Regions from separate parts of the Homo sapiens genome. Here region 1 is linked to region 2. The links are chromatin contacts, found by Hi-C or POLR2A ChIA-PET in ENCODE. All regions are on one chromosome and are shown on one strand. Each heading gives the region's core, a stretch centred on a gene start or an enhancer-like site at or near the end of the contact. The rest is flanking DNA. Distances are from core to core; before and after follow the strand shown. Region 1 holds the start of SEMA7A (semaphorin 7A (JohnMiltonHagen blood group)). Region 2 holds the start of MYO9A (myosin IXA).

Evidence for each region. A loop is a pair of places that touch in the nucleus more often than their neighbours do. ChIA-PET counts read pairs that join two places held with the same protein, here RNA polymerase II (POLR2A).
Region 1: a loop to region 2 is called in a map with no recorded cell type, with 25 times the contacts of the local background. The contact joins the promoter of SEMA7A here to the promoter of MYO9A in region 2. A Hi-C loop is called at or near these places in 1 of 37 single-sample maps with no recorded cell type. POLR2A ChIA-PET finds 5 or more read pairs at or near these places in 1 of 52 experiments (OCI-LY7).

Annotation. Positions count from the first base shown.
Region 1 is chr15:74,432,331-74,438,489 of GRCh38, forward strand. SEMA7A (semaphorin 7A (JohnMiltonHagen blood group)) reads right to left here and starts at 1,628. Exons shown (of 14, transcript NM_003612.5): 1 at 1,411-1,628. The coding sequence starts at 1,588. RefSeq lists silencers at 791-910, 1,061-1,210, 1,261-1,770.
Region 2 is chr15:72,115,441-72,121,931 of GRCh38, forward strand. It overlaps MYO9A (myosin IXA), which reads right to left and starts at 2,710. Exons shown (of 42, transcript NM_006901.4): 1 at 2,240-2,710. It overlaps SENP8 (SUMO peptidase family member, NEDD8 specific), which reads left to right and starts at 2,963. Exons shown (of 2, transcript NM_145204.4): 1 at 2,963-3,024. RefSeq lists an enhancer at 1,652-1,861 and a silencer at 2,062-2,831.

The DNA.
Region 1 (6,159 bases), core at 378-2,877, 2.3 Mb after region 2:
CATGTACAGGCGGCCGGAGCTCTAGCAGCACTGCTCGGCTTCCTCCAGGAGCACCTCAGGCTGGGTAGCCGAGCTGGTCCCCAGAGCACCTCATTCATGGTCCCTGAACCACCTAAATCCTTCTCCCCTCCCTAACCCAGAACCTGGACTGGTCCTGTGCCAGATCAGAGCCCCTGCCTGCACCTGGGCTCCCACACTGCTCAGTGACCTTGGGCAAGTCACATTCCCTCAGCTACTGCGGCAGTTCGGGCCACTCGTTTTGTGTATGGTTTTTTTTCCCCTCTGCTAATAATACCTGCCCCAGATAATGCTCAGACTCCCGCAATCCCTGCAAACTGCCAAAGGCATCAAAAGGCTCCCGGTGGGGCCAGACCCGACCAGTTCCCCCAGCCCCCACTGCGAGTCCCCCACCATCACGACAGGGGGGCCGCAGACACGCCAAATTTGGGGACAGAGCCGAATCGGACTGGGGGCGGGGAGGCATTTGTGTGCAATGCAGGGGAGGGGAGATCAGTTCCTCGCGGCAGAAAGCCTCAAACCCCCGCCTAACCGGCTTTCTGTCCCATAGTACAGGGTCTAAACTGAGGTGCCCTGGGGGAGACTCCAGTCCCCCAGGTTCTTATTATCTACCCTGGCCTAAAGGCTGCACCCCCGCCCTAGATCCACCGCCTGGGGGTCCCAACGGCCGTGCCCCACCCAACGGGCACTGCCCCCCAACGCTGGAGCCGATTTCTGGTGACAACTGCCACGTGCGGGCAAGGGGGGAGCGGCCGGTCCCGGCATTGCTGAGGCAGCGCCCTGGTACCCCAAGCCGCCGCACCGCACCATGTCCCGCCGCTCGCTGCAGGATGCCCACCCCCTTGCCTGGCCCGAGCTCCGGGCCGGGGCGGGGGCGGGGGCAGGCGGCGGGGTCTTTGTTCCCGCTGCCGAAGCGCGGCGGCGGCGGCAAGGGGTCCGCGCCCCCCTTGCCGGCCCAGCCTGCGCCCCGCGCGCCAGCAGAGCCCGCAGCTCAAAAGGAGGGTACCCGGGTTGGGGTCCCAGGCGGGGAAAGGTCCTCCGCCGAAGCCCCCGAGCCAGAGGACCCAGAGTGGCTCGGGGCCGAGAGAGGGGCCCGCCCCCTCCCCTGGCGCCCGGGCGTTGCGGCTCCTGGCTGCCAGGGACTTGGTGCGACTTAGCCGGGGCTCCGGCCCCCGCCGCTCGCTCGCCGCAGCGTTACAGCCGGCTCTGGTGTGCCAGCGTGTACACTCACACACACTCACCCAAACCCACACGCTCCACGCGGGGACAGCGCGGGGACAGCCCGGGACCCGCAGAGCTGCGCGCACGCACTCCCTCCGGGTGCAGCACACTCCGCACCCGCCCCGCGCAGCGTCTGATCCCGCGCCTGACCGGCCGCGCGGCGCCGCCTACCTTTCCAGACGGCGAAGATGCGGGGTCCGCTCCTTAGGTGGCCCTGGGCGGAGGCGGCGGCCGCCCAGAGCAGCAGCAGCAGCCGCAGCCGCAGCGGAAGCCCCAACCGAGCCGGCGGGCCAGGGACGCGGGCGCGCGGTGCGCTGGGGGCGGCACGTCCGGGCGGAGGAGGCGTCATCCCGTGGCCCCGGGAGCGACAGCGGCAATCAGCCGAGACTGAGCCAGCGCCCGGCCGCAGGCAGACCCAAGCGCCAGGAGGCGGAGCCAGCGCTGACCCCACCCCGCCCCTCCCCCCGCCCCTCGCAGCCTTTTCTCGCCTCACTGGCTTTCCTGAGCGAGAGCGGAACTGCTGGGGGAACCTTCGCCACCCTCTCCCGGGCAACTCTACGGGGAAAGCCCAGCTGCGGACAAGCCAGACTTGTGGTCTTCTGCCAGGGGCGGCAGGCCCTATCCCCTCTCTGGGCCTCAGTTCCACTCCCCGCACCCCGTAAAAAGATTGGCGTAGAAGTCGTGGAGGACCTCTCTCCAAGGGCGCAGAGGAGTCCAACACCCAACAACCTTGCTATGGCCAGCTAAGTGGTTCGCACCCTGAGGACTATGGTCCTCGGAGGATGCGTTCGCCTAAGTGGACACGGCTCCCTGCTGAGCCTACCAGCAGGCACAACGATGATATGTGGGGAGCACTCAGGGACCCGCTGTTGCTTTGCCTGGGAGAACACTGGAAATTTTTCATCTTGGCCTGGCTCCTTCCCCTCCCTCTCCTTTCTCCTCCCTTTCCCAGCCAGCAGCCTTCTGGGCTGCCTCCCCCCAAGCCAGCTGGTGTACGCTCAGAAAATCCAAACTCATTTCCATGTGAGTGGAGGGGGATATAATTAGGAAGGCCCCTTCCCCAAGTAGAGAGGGGAGCATCCCCCGTGCCCCACTCACTGTGGGGGAGGGAGGGTCAAAGCAGCTTAAGGGGATCTCTGCCCGCAAAGTGCCTAGGGCTCAGCTATCTCAGGCAACCTGACCATTCAGTGGGGACTCCCTTGGGGGGTCCAGGCCCAGACCCTCTGCAGTTACCTGAGCAGTCCAGCCAGCTCTGCCATCAGCTCCTCCTCTCAGAACTACGTGCCTGCCCTTTGTAAAAGGGTCTCCTCTCTCTAGACCAGACAGGGCCCAGACCTACCACTTCCACTTGTGCCCCAGGGAACCATGAATGGAAAATCCACCCAGCTCAGTAAGTACTTATCTAGTGTTTACTGGATGTCTAGCTGCACTGAGAGGAGACAGGCCGAGGAAGGAGTAGAGGTGAACATCCAACCTTCAGAACTCACAGACCTAGACACGATTCACGCACTGCAGACACCAGCAAAGGCGGTGGGCTGGCTGCCCTCTGCCCTCTGCCCTGCTCCATGGGGCCAGGACCATTTGGTTGTTGTTTTTACCTCCTGGAACCAGGAAAGTTTTGCTACCAAGAAGTTTGGCTTTACCATTCTACATTTTGCTTCCAGTTGTCCCCTCCTTCTTCCCTCAGAGTCCTGAGGCACCCCAGCAGGCCAGGAAGGTAAACTCAAGGTACCTCCAGAGACAGTGCAGAGTGAGGTTCCTGGCCCACTGGGTGAAGCCAACAGCCTCCTGATACACAGGGGCACACTGCCCCAGAGAGGGAGGCTGTGGACAGTCTAAGAGCTCCTCCTCAGGCCTGCACCTAAGCCTGTGGCCCTGAAGCCAGCAGTGGAGCCTGGCCCAGGCCAGCCTCTAAGATGGACATTCGGTTTCACCTGCTAGACAGGTATTGCCCTCAGTGTCTGTCCTCTCTATGCAAAGCTAGGGCAAACTAAGAAATCACCTGTCTCTGCCTTTTGGAACTAAGAATTCAAATGGATTCAAAATCAATGATAACACTGCCCATGTGCATGGCAACTCACAACACATAACCCACATTCACCTACCTCATCTCTGCCAGTCCTCCACTCTCTTCCTCTCACTGAGGGAGGGAGCGTAACTCCACTGCAGAGAAGAAAACTGAGGTACAGGGAGGGACAAGGACGGACCTGCCCGAGGTCAACCGGTAAATGGTAGAACGAAGATGGGTTTTCTGACTGCAATAACAATTGCTAACACTGTGGTTCCTATGTGCTGTGCCATCTCATAGCCTCTCCCAACTCATTCAATCTTCGCACTCCTATGAGATAGGAGCTATTAGTCACCTCCCTTTACAAATGAAGAAATCAAGGCACAGACAAGGGATGTGAAGTGCCAGGATCGCACAACTAGAGGCAGGACGGATTGAAACTCAGGTGGTTTCTCAAGGACCCACACCCTTGACTTCTCTCTGTGTGATGTACCCTGGCACTGCTGCCTCCTGTCTGTGGCTGAAGTCTGGGTCCAAACCATCCCCAGAAGGACCTAGATAGGGCCCAGGTCACCAGGTGCTGAGTAGGAGGGCAGACCAGGGAATGGGCTCAATCTCCCAATCAACAGAGTAGCAGATGGAAACTGGGGTAGATGCCAGATAATTTTTTTTCCAGACTGGGGGGTAGGGGGGAAGGAAGTAGTACTTAAGACCATCCTCCCCACAAGCCAGCCAACCTGGGGACAAAGGGCCAGGCGAGATGGCAGCCCACTCTCTCGGTTGGCTGCAGGCAGCCAGGGGAGGAGAGAACTAAGCCCATGACTTGAGGCAATAACTTTATAAAGGGAAAGGCAGCTAGACTGTGGGGCAGGCACTATGACCAGAGTTTAGGCATGGACTTTCCTGCCTCAGGCAGCATAGGAAAATCAAGTCAGAATGGTATAGGTGGTGTCAGAGGCCTGCCTGCCTCATTGGAGGCCAAGGCTGGCTCTTGAGCCTGGACCAAGAACAGGGGCACAATTCCCACTCACAGCCAGTGATGGGAAGTGGACCAGCAGAGGAAGCAACACATGTGGATGCTGACACGTCTGATGGGGAGGCACATTCTTGTCCCTCCCTTCTCCATGATTCCACATTCAGGGGAGGGAGGAAGAAATGATGCAGGGCTTCTATCGATAAGAAAAATACCTTGAGAAGGATCACTTCCTGAGCCCCATGGACAGCTGAGGCACAGCCCAATCCAAGAAGGCTCCTTTTGGAATGAAAGAAATGGATACACACAGACCTGAGATTCATGGTCTTGAAGCAGTGGCAGAAGCCCCGGGCAATCCCCCCAACATTCCAACTAAAGCCTCTCACCTTTCAGGGTCCAACTTAACTCATCCTTCCATTCTCCAGAGTTATCTGACCTCCTCCTCAGCCCTGATTCCATGGCTACACATGGCCTTCACAGGAGTGACCCACCTCAAACAAGAGGCCTGTGGGAGATAGAAGGATTCCGTGAGGAGATAACATATGCAGACGTGAGGTCACCCACACACAGTTCACTTCCTTTCACAGATACGATGATCCAAGAATCCCAATTCTTAGGATTAGAAGTAGCTCTCAGAGGGCATTCAATCCCCAACAGCCCCCTCCATGCTAGATCCCACCCCTTCTTTGAGGCCTCAGAGCTTGGTGGCCATTCAGACCTCCTGGCTACTAACAGCAGCAACAATTCCTATTGCCTACCACCATTACTACCTATTGCAGGGGGCAGAGACTTGGAACTGATGAGAACGAGGGGAGTGGGTGGGCTGGGGTCTGCAGAACCCTGTGCTGTCTATAAGGCAATTTCGACTCAGCTCCAGCCCATGGAACCATGAAGAAGTAAACCCAGTAGTGAAAGGTAGTATGATTTTCAAGAGAAGCTGAAAATTGAGGGCTGGGCACGGTGGCTCATGCCTGTAATCCCAGCACTTTGGGAGGCCAAGGCAGGTGGATCACCTGAGGTCAGGAGTTCAAGATCAGCCTGCACAATATGGTGAAACCCCATCTCTACTAAAAAATACAAAAATTAGCCGGGCATGGTAGCGAGCGCCTGTAATTCCAGCTACTTGGGAGGCTGAGGCAGGAAAATCACTTAAACCCAGGAGGCGGAGGTTGCAGTGAACCAAGATCGCACCACTGCACTCCAGCATGGGACACAAGAGTGAAACTCTGTCTCAAAAAAAAAAAAAAGAAAAGAAAAGAAAAAAGAGGCCAGGGGTGGTGGCTCACGGCTGTAATCCCAGAACTTTGGGAGACCGAGGTGGGTGGATCACAAGGTCAATGATTTCTGTCCTAATCATTCTACATGCATTTTTATCTGACAAGGTCAGGAGTTCGAGACCAGCCTGGCCAAAATGGTGAAACCCCATTTCTACTAAAAATGTAAACATTAGCCGGGCATGGTGGCACGCAACTGTAATCCCAGCTACTTGGGAGGCTGAGGCAGGAGAATCACTTGAACCTGGGAGGTGGAGGTTGCAGTGAGCTGAGATTGCGCCATTGCACTCCAGCCTGGGTGACAGGGCGAGACTCCATCAAAAAAAAGAAAAGAAAATTGACTCTTTGTTGAAACTCTCTCTTTTAAAATATTGGCAAATAATTCAAAAGTTAAGGAGGATGGATATGGGCAAATAAAAACAGGTCTGGGGCCCATATCTGGGACCCCCAACATACCATGTGCCCACTGTGACTATCTCACAGGCACAGGCACGACAGTCACTATACCTGGCCCAACTCTTGGCAGACCATGTCAGGCAAGGAGTGCCAAGAAGACACTTCTCAGGCTGCCCAGGCCATGCCTCACCCTCCCCTCAGTGCTCTGCCTGCCTCCAAACCTCAGCCAGGACATTCCCCTCAAGTGCCTGCCTCTTCCTCCTAGACCA
Region 2 (6,491 bases), core at 1,460-3,959:
ATCCCCACCTCAGTGAAAGGCACAAGCCAGAAACCTAGATTTTATCCTGTATGCAACTTCTCCCCAACCCCAAATACAATAAAATCACCAACTCAACTCCGAATATCCAAGTTCAGATCCAGTCTCACCATTTGCCTGGATAACCCTAATATTCCTGGCCTTTAGTCTTATTCTACTCTTCAATTCACTGCAGCCAGAATGACTTTTTTAAAATGCAAATCTGATCATTCCAGTCCCCTGCTTTAAAATCCTTCAATAATTTAATAAATATTATAATCATCATCACAGCTAGTCACACTGTGGAAGCTCAGAGGTTCAATGAGAAATTTAGTTACATCCTTTCTGTAGGTTCAACATAAAAGAATCATCAGGAATTTTTTTCAACTCACAAAATTATTTAAACATACATATAACATCAGACACATTTAAAAGAAAAGCATGTAACATTGTTGGTAAAAGCAAAACACCAAAAATAACCTCCAGTCCACAAAAATGGAATACTATCCAGCCAGTAAATGAGGCACTTCCATATGTATTGTTAAGAAATGACCTCTAGGATGTAGTATTAAGTAAAAAAAACAGGCTATGTATAGAATGTAAAGTATGCAACCATTTGTGTACAGTGTCTTAAAAATATAAATGTGTAGGTTTATATATTGGAAATATCACAGAAAGGATACACATGAAGCTGGAAATAGTGGTTGCCTCTAAAGAGGAAAAATGGGTGGCTGGAGAGTGAAGGCGGAACAGAAATTTTTACTACATTACTCTTCCGAAACTTTTGGCTTTTACGTCTAGTTATTATCTATAATTTTAATGTGATTTTCTCCTGTTACTTTAACATTTTTTACTGTGTGTGTGTGTATGACTACAAAGACCTCTTTATATTTCATCTTTATACCAATATTAAAATTACGTACTGATCATTTGATGCAACATTACATTTCTTTCTTGACAACTCAGGAGCTCAACTTCTACAAACATTTTATTCAACATTTTACTGCTATTGAGAAGGCTGTTGTTGGTAATGACCTCAGTGAACACTGCATGATTTCTGTACTTGCTTCTTGGAGAAGCAAGACAGCAGCACCAGGCAACAGAAGTTTATTATTAAACCGACATCGAAGCATTCAGGGATTAAGGAATGCTACAAATCTTATTTTTCTAGCAAATCCAAAAAACAGTGAATCCAAAAAAAGTCCCCTAGTATCCTTTAAAAATAAAAATAAGAAACAGTTCTAGTATCTGCAGCAATCGACAAGGAGGTGAAGTAATACTACAAGACGACATAGTTATATCCACTAGTGCAACGTGATTTAATCCTTACAGAGGTCCCTAAAACATCAGTGCTGGACAACCTCACACGTTCTACACAGAACAGACAAGACGAGGTGCAGGCTCTGTGACCTTATAATGGCACACACACAACTGGCCTCATGCTTCCATAACTTCACTCTGCCTCCCACTTTTTTCAGCCCAACCCCTCCAAACATGGGTCTCGGTCGGTCCCCTTAAGCCACAATGGAGGGAATACATTAGGCTAAGCAAATATTCCCTCAGGATTTCATGGCAAAGCCCTTTCAACCAAAGAAAGGATCGCGACTAAGGAGAAAGATAACAAGGTTTGCTTGAGGAGAGGTCTGTTGAGAGAGGCTACAGTCGGTGGTGGGAGAGAAGCCAAAGTCTGTGACGGTGTCTAGAGGGACTGACACCACATCTACCGGGAGTAAGAACACCATGACAGCGGCTATCTGAAAGCCGTGATGGCTAGGGTTAGTGCTAGTCGGCTTGGTGATGAGCGAGCTGGGAGGGGTTCTACTAAGAAGAGTAGGGCGAGGGGCACATGGGGGACGCAATGGGTTAGGGGGCGGTCGAGACTTTGCCTGAGAACTGTAATCACGTCAGCCCAAGGGAGGATGTAACGTAGTCTAGAAGCTCCATTAAGAGTCCTAAGGGACTCTGAGGGGTACTAATGGGGTCTGCTGGGTTGGGGGGACCGTGACAGAATCTCCGGGGAGGCTGGAGGGCCGGAATGGTGCCCGGCCAATGGAAGATACAGGGGGTGGGGTCTACTGGGGATCCGGGGCCGTGATCTGGTGTTTGGGAGGCTCGGCGCAGACCCGCTCGCGGGGCGTCTCCGCTGGGACGGGGCGGGGCGGCCCGACCGGAGCCAAATAGCGAGGCTGAGACGTGGGCCAGGACGGGCTGCAGGGCCGCTGGGCGCTTGGGCGGGTCTTACCTCGGGCTCCGCCGCGGTGGCCACCGCAGCCCCCTCCTCTTCGACGGAAGCTGCCTTCCACCCTCCGCCCCAGGGTAGGACCGGAGATGGCAGAAGAGGCCGAGGCCACCGAGGGTCGGACGGTTCCGGGAGGGTGGGCCCAGCAGCCTCAGGGTCCGGGCGAGCGGCCGCGGCGCATCCCCCGCCCTGTCAGAGAGACTCCGCCCGGCCTGAGCAGGCACATCCCCCGCCGCACCCCGCCCAGAGAGCACGCGTTGGACCGCCGCCTCAACCGCTGCCAGCGGCCGCCTCTGCCGGTGCAACTACTGCCTCCGCCGCCGCCTCTCGCAGTCCGGGCTGTCCTGTACTCTCTCAACAGACACAGCCAACCGCCGCCGCGTCCCTTATCCGCTTCGGTCGCGCGCCCCCGACCCCGCGCACGCGGCCCCGCCCCGCGCGACTCCCCGGCTGCAGGCGAGCAGGCGCGCGCGCACTTACCTCCCACGCCCCCTACTGCCAGCACGGGTCGGCCCCGCCCTGTCCCGCCCCCGCACGTGACGCCACTGGAGAGTACAGCGTGCGCTTGCGCAGACACGCCCCCTTTCCTACGCCCCAGGCGGCCCCGCCCAAATTTTTTCTTCTTCACCTTACGGCAGAGCAGGGAACTCAGCTTTAGATTCTCCCTGTACTGGAAAGGGATGTCGCAAGGTTGGGGACGAAACCTCTGAGTTTGCGACCGTAGCTGTCGCTTTCCGGCCAACACAGAGGTGCCTGAAGGCTGGTTGGGGTGGTGAGGCCCGAGGCAGGTAAGAAGCCTCCTCCCCACTTCGGTTTGTCTCGGCAGTGGATCGCTCTCCCACCCACTCAGATTCTGGCGTATCCGTGCTCCCTCCCGATTCTGGACCTGGATTCTCAGCGCCGCCGGTCATAGCCCCCGCCCCTTTTCAAACACGCACGCTCTCTCCACCCACTGCCCCCTCCATTGTCCCCGCCCCGACCTCCGTTTCCATTCATTTCTCAGACTTTTCACTGAGTGGTTTCCATGCCTTGGGTTCCAGAATGTCAGAGGCGAATTAAGTGGTGTCAGCTTTTTGAAGTGCTTTTGTATAGGAGACCGTGAGAGAATCCGCAGTGGTAGTACAATAAAGTGACAATAGAGAAAAATGCACGGGATGCTGTCTGCGCACAGAAGAGGGGTCCCAGGTTGTGTAGGAGGATAACGTGAGGAAGCCCTTTCCAGGGTGACTTTTGGGTCACTTTTAGAGGACTGTGTTAAAAGACTAGTAATCCAGTACCTGGTCAAAGAAATACGAAAGGAGGTAAAAGCAGAATAACGGGCGCAAGAGCATGTGACAGTGGTGGTCTGAAAGAGAAAAAAGAAGTAAAATAAACCTGATGGAAACCGTACTAGTGTAGACTTCCCTTTAAAGAAGCATCGTTATAAAGTTAGAGAAATGAGGAACGAGAATATGGCCCTCAGGAATGTTTTCTGTTTAGGTAGAAGACTCAAAAGCGTACCATGAAACCGAGAAGTGGCCTCTTCGAGGGTGAGGGAGGCTAATTTATAAGATCAAGATCACTAGTGGAACGCAACCTTGTATGTGCATTTGAATCACCTGGGAAACTTTTTGTTAAATAAAACCAATACTGTTGCCCCACTCTAGACCAATTAAATTCTGGGTTGTGCCAGGTGTCATTACTGTTTTAAAGCTCCACAGGTGACTCTAATGCTAAAGATTGAGACTCACTAAACTAGAGAGAAGGAAGTTGAGACAGTTGGCTCTGTAACATTAAGATGGAGGTCATTTAGCCGGGCGCGGTGGCTCACGCCTGTAATCCCAGCACTTTGGGAGGCCGAGGCGGGTGGATCACGAGGTCAAGAGATCGAGACCATCCAGGCCAACATGGTGAAACCTCGTCTCTACTAAATATACAAAAAATTAGCCGGGCGTGGTAGCAGGCGCCTGTAGTCCCAGCTACTCGGGAGGCCAAGGCAGGAGAATGGCATGAACCCGGAAGGCGGAGCTTGCAGTGAGCCAAGATCGCGCCACTGCACTCCAGCCTGGGTGACAGAGCGAGACTCCGTCCCCGCCCCCAGAAAAAAAAGATGGAGGTCATTTAACTACAGAGAGGCTTGGAGATGGAATGAGAAACTTGAGCGGCGTTATGTTTGGAATAACTGGTCTGGGAAATGGGAGAAGGAGCCACTCTTGCCTTTCTCTTCAGCACTGTTCATTCCTCAGTGTTTATCAGGTCCAAATTAGTTACTTGTCTCTTTGCTCTCCCGTTCCCTTCCGTCCAGGATTGGTCAGCTGTTGTCTCCAGCCTTAAAGCTCAAAGGCCATCCCCACTTCTGTCCCCAAAATGATCAGAGCTAAGCCAATTTATGAGATGCAGAGACCAACATCCAGAGCTAAGCCAATTTATGAGATGCAAAGACCAACATCCACTCTCATAGAGATTACTACATACAGTGCCTTGCCAATTTAGAATCTTTTTCTATTATTTATCATTTAAGTTAGTAATGAGATATAAAGATATTTAAAATACAGCTCAATTAGGATGGAAAATTACCGTATTAGGGAAAGCAGGCCTTTAAACAAAGAATTCACTTGGCAGGCAGAGAAGCTGTATGAGGTAAAGACCAAGACAGTGTATGGCTGCTATCTATTAACTAGGGTTAATCCAAAAACCTGTCTATCAGACCCAGATAAGAACGAGTTATTGTTGTCTAGTATGGCTAGAGCATAGTATGGAGAGTAGAGGTGGGACAGAGATGAAGATGATAAAGTGGGTGTGAACAGATTATGAGGAGCCTTGAATTCCATGGTGAAGAGTTTAGATTATATTACTAGAAGTAATTAATAAGTACAAAAAAGGTTCTTAACCTCTTTTACCCAGTGGACCTTGTTGGCAGTCCACCTTATAGATTCAGTCTCAGAAAAATGTTCTTAAATATATAAAATAGAATACGTAGTAATATAAAGGAAACTAATTTTGTTAAGTTTTTAAAATATTAAAACAAATGTGTGATATATATGCACTTTATGCATTAAATAAAATCTGGCAGCAGGTCTAATTATATAATTTCTAAGTAGTGATGACTATAAATTATATTTTGAAATGCCTGCAGCAACTTTAATGTGATGTGAAAATATCAGATTTCTATTGGTAAAAAAGAGAGTGCTAATATTGTAGTTTGTGGTCCACACTTATTGAAGAAATGCTAAATTTCAGCTACTGATTATTGAAAACAAAGATGCAATTGTTTTCCCAGTCTAAGTTCACAGAACCCTGATATTCTAGCCACATCCTGGTCTATGGATCCTAAGTTTTAAAATATCTCAGTATAATGGTTTTAAGCAAGAGCATGACATCAAATCTGTGTTTCAGAAAAATGATGAAGCAGTGTTCACTTCCCAACCTCTCTGCTGGGATGAGAGGCTGGCTCTGGGGCAGCAACCAGTACTATCCCACTGTTTCCTAATAACCAGGGCCTGCAGAGGGACTGAGCTTGTGGGTGTATATGTCTGTGAGAGTAATACCAGAAAATAAATCAGGAAAGGTAGATTGGGGCTATTTTTGTGGAAATCATTGAATGCCAGGCTGTAATTTGTAGTTACTTTGGTAGACAATGGAGGGTTGTTAAAATTTTTTGGAGTAGAATAATGTGATTAGAGTTCTGTTTGAAAATCTAGAATAATGTGCAGGTTAGATTATCAAAAGAGAAGATAGGAATGAAGAGACTAGAACAATAAGTTAATTAATTTTTGAAAAATGGAATCTTGGGCCAGGTGCAGTGGCTCAGGCCTGTAATCCCAGCACTTGGGGAGGCTGAGGCAGGAGGATCACTTGAGCCCAGGAGTTCAAGACCAGCCTGGGCAACAAAGTGAGACCGTGTCTCTCCAAAAAAAAAAAAAGAAAATTAGCCAGACATAGTGGTGCCTGCCTGTGGTCCCATCTACACGGGAGACTGAAGCAGGAGGATTACATGAGCCCAGGAGGTCGAGGCTGCAGTGTTCATGCCACTGCACTCCAGCCTGAGTGACAGAGAGCCTGTCTCCAAAAAAAATCTTGAGGTGATCTCTAGAGTCTGCTAAATTCCTTTATTTCCACAATGTGCTGACCAGTCTAGAGTAACATACATTGGAATAAATGGCATACCTGTCAACAGGAATATATACCCCAGTGTGGGAGTCAGTTAACTTTATGTGGTCAAGAGGCTAGCCCAGTCTTTTGTATTATAAATGATATTGTTAGTACTTCTAATAAA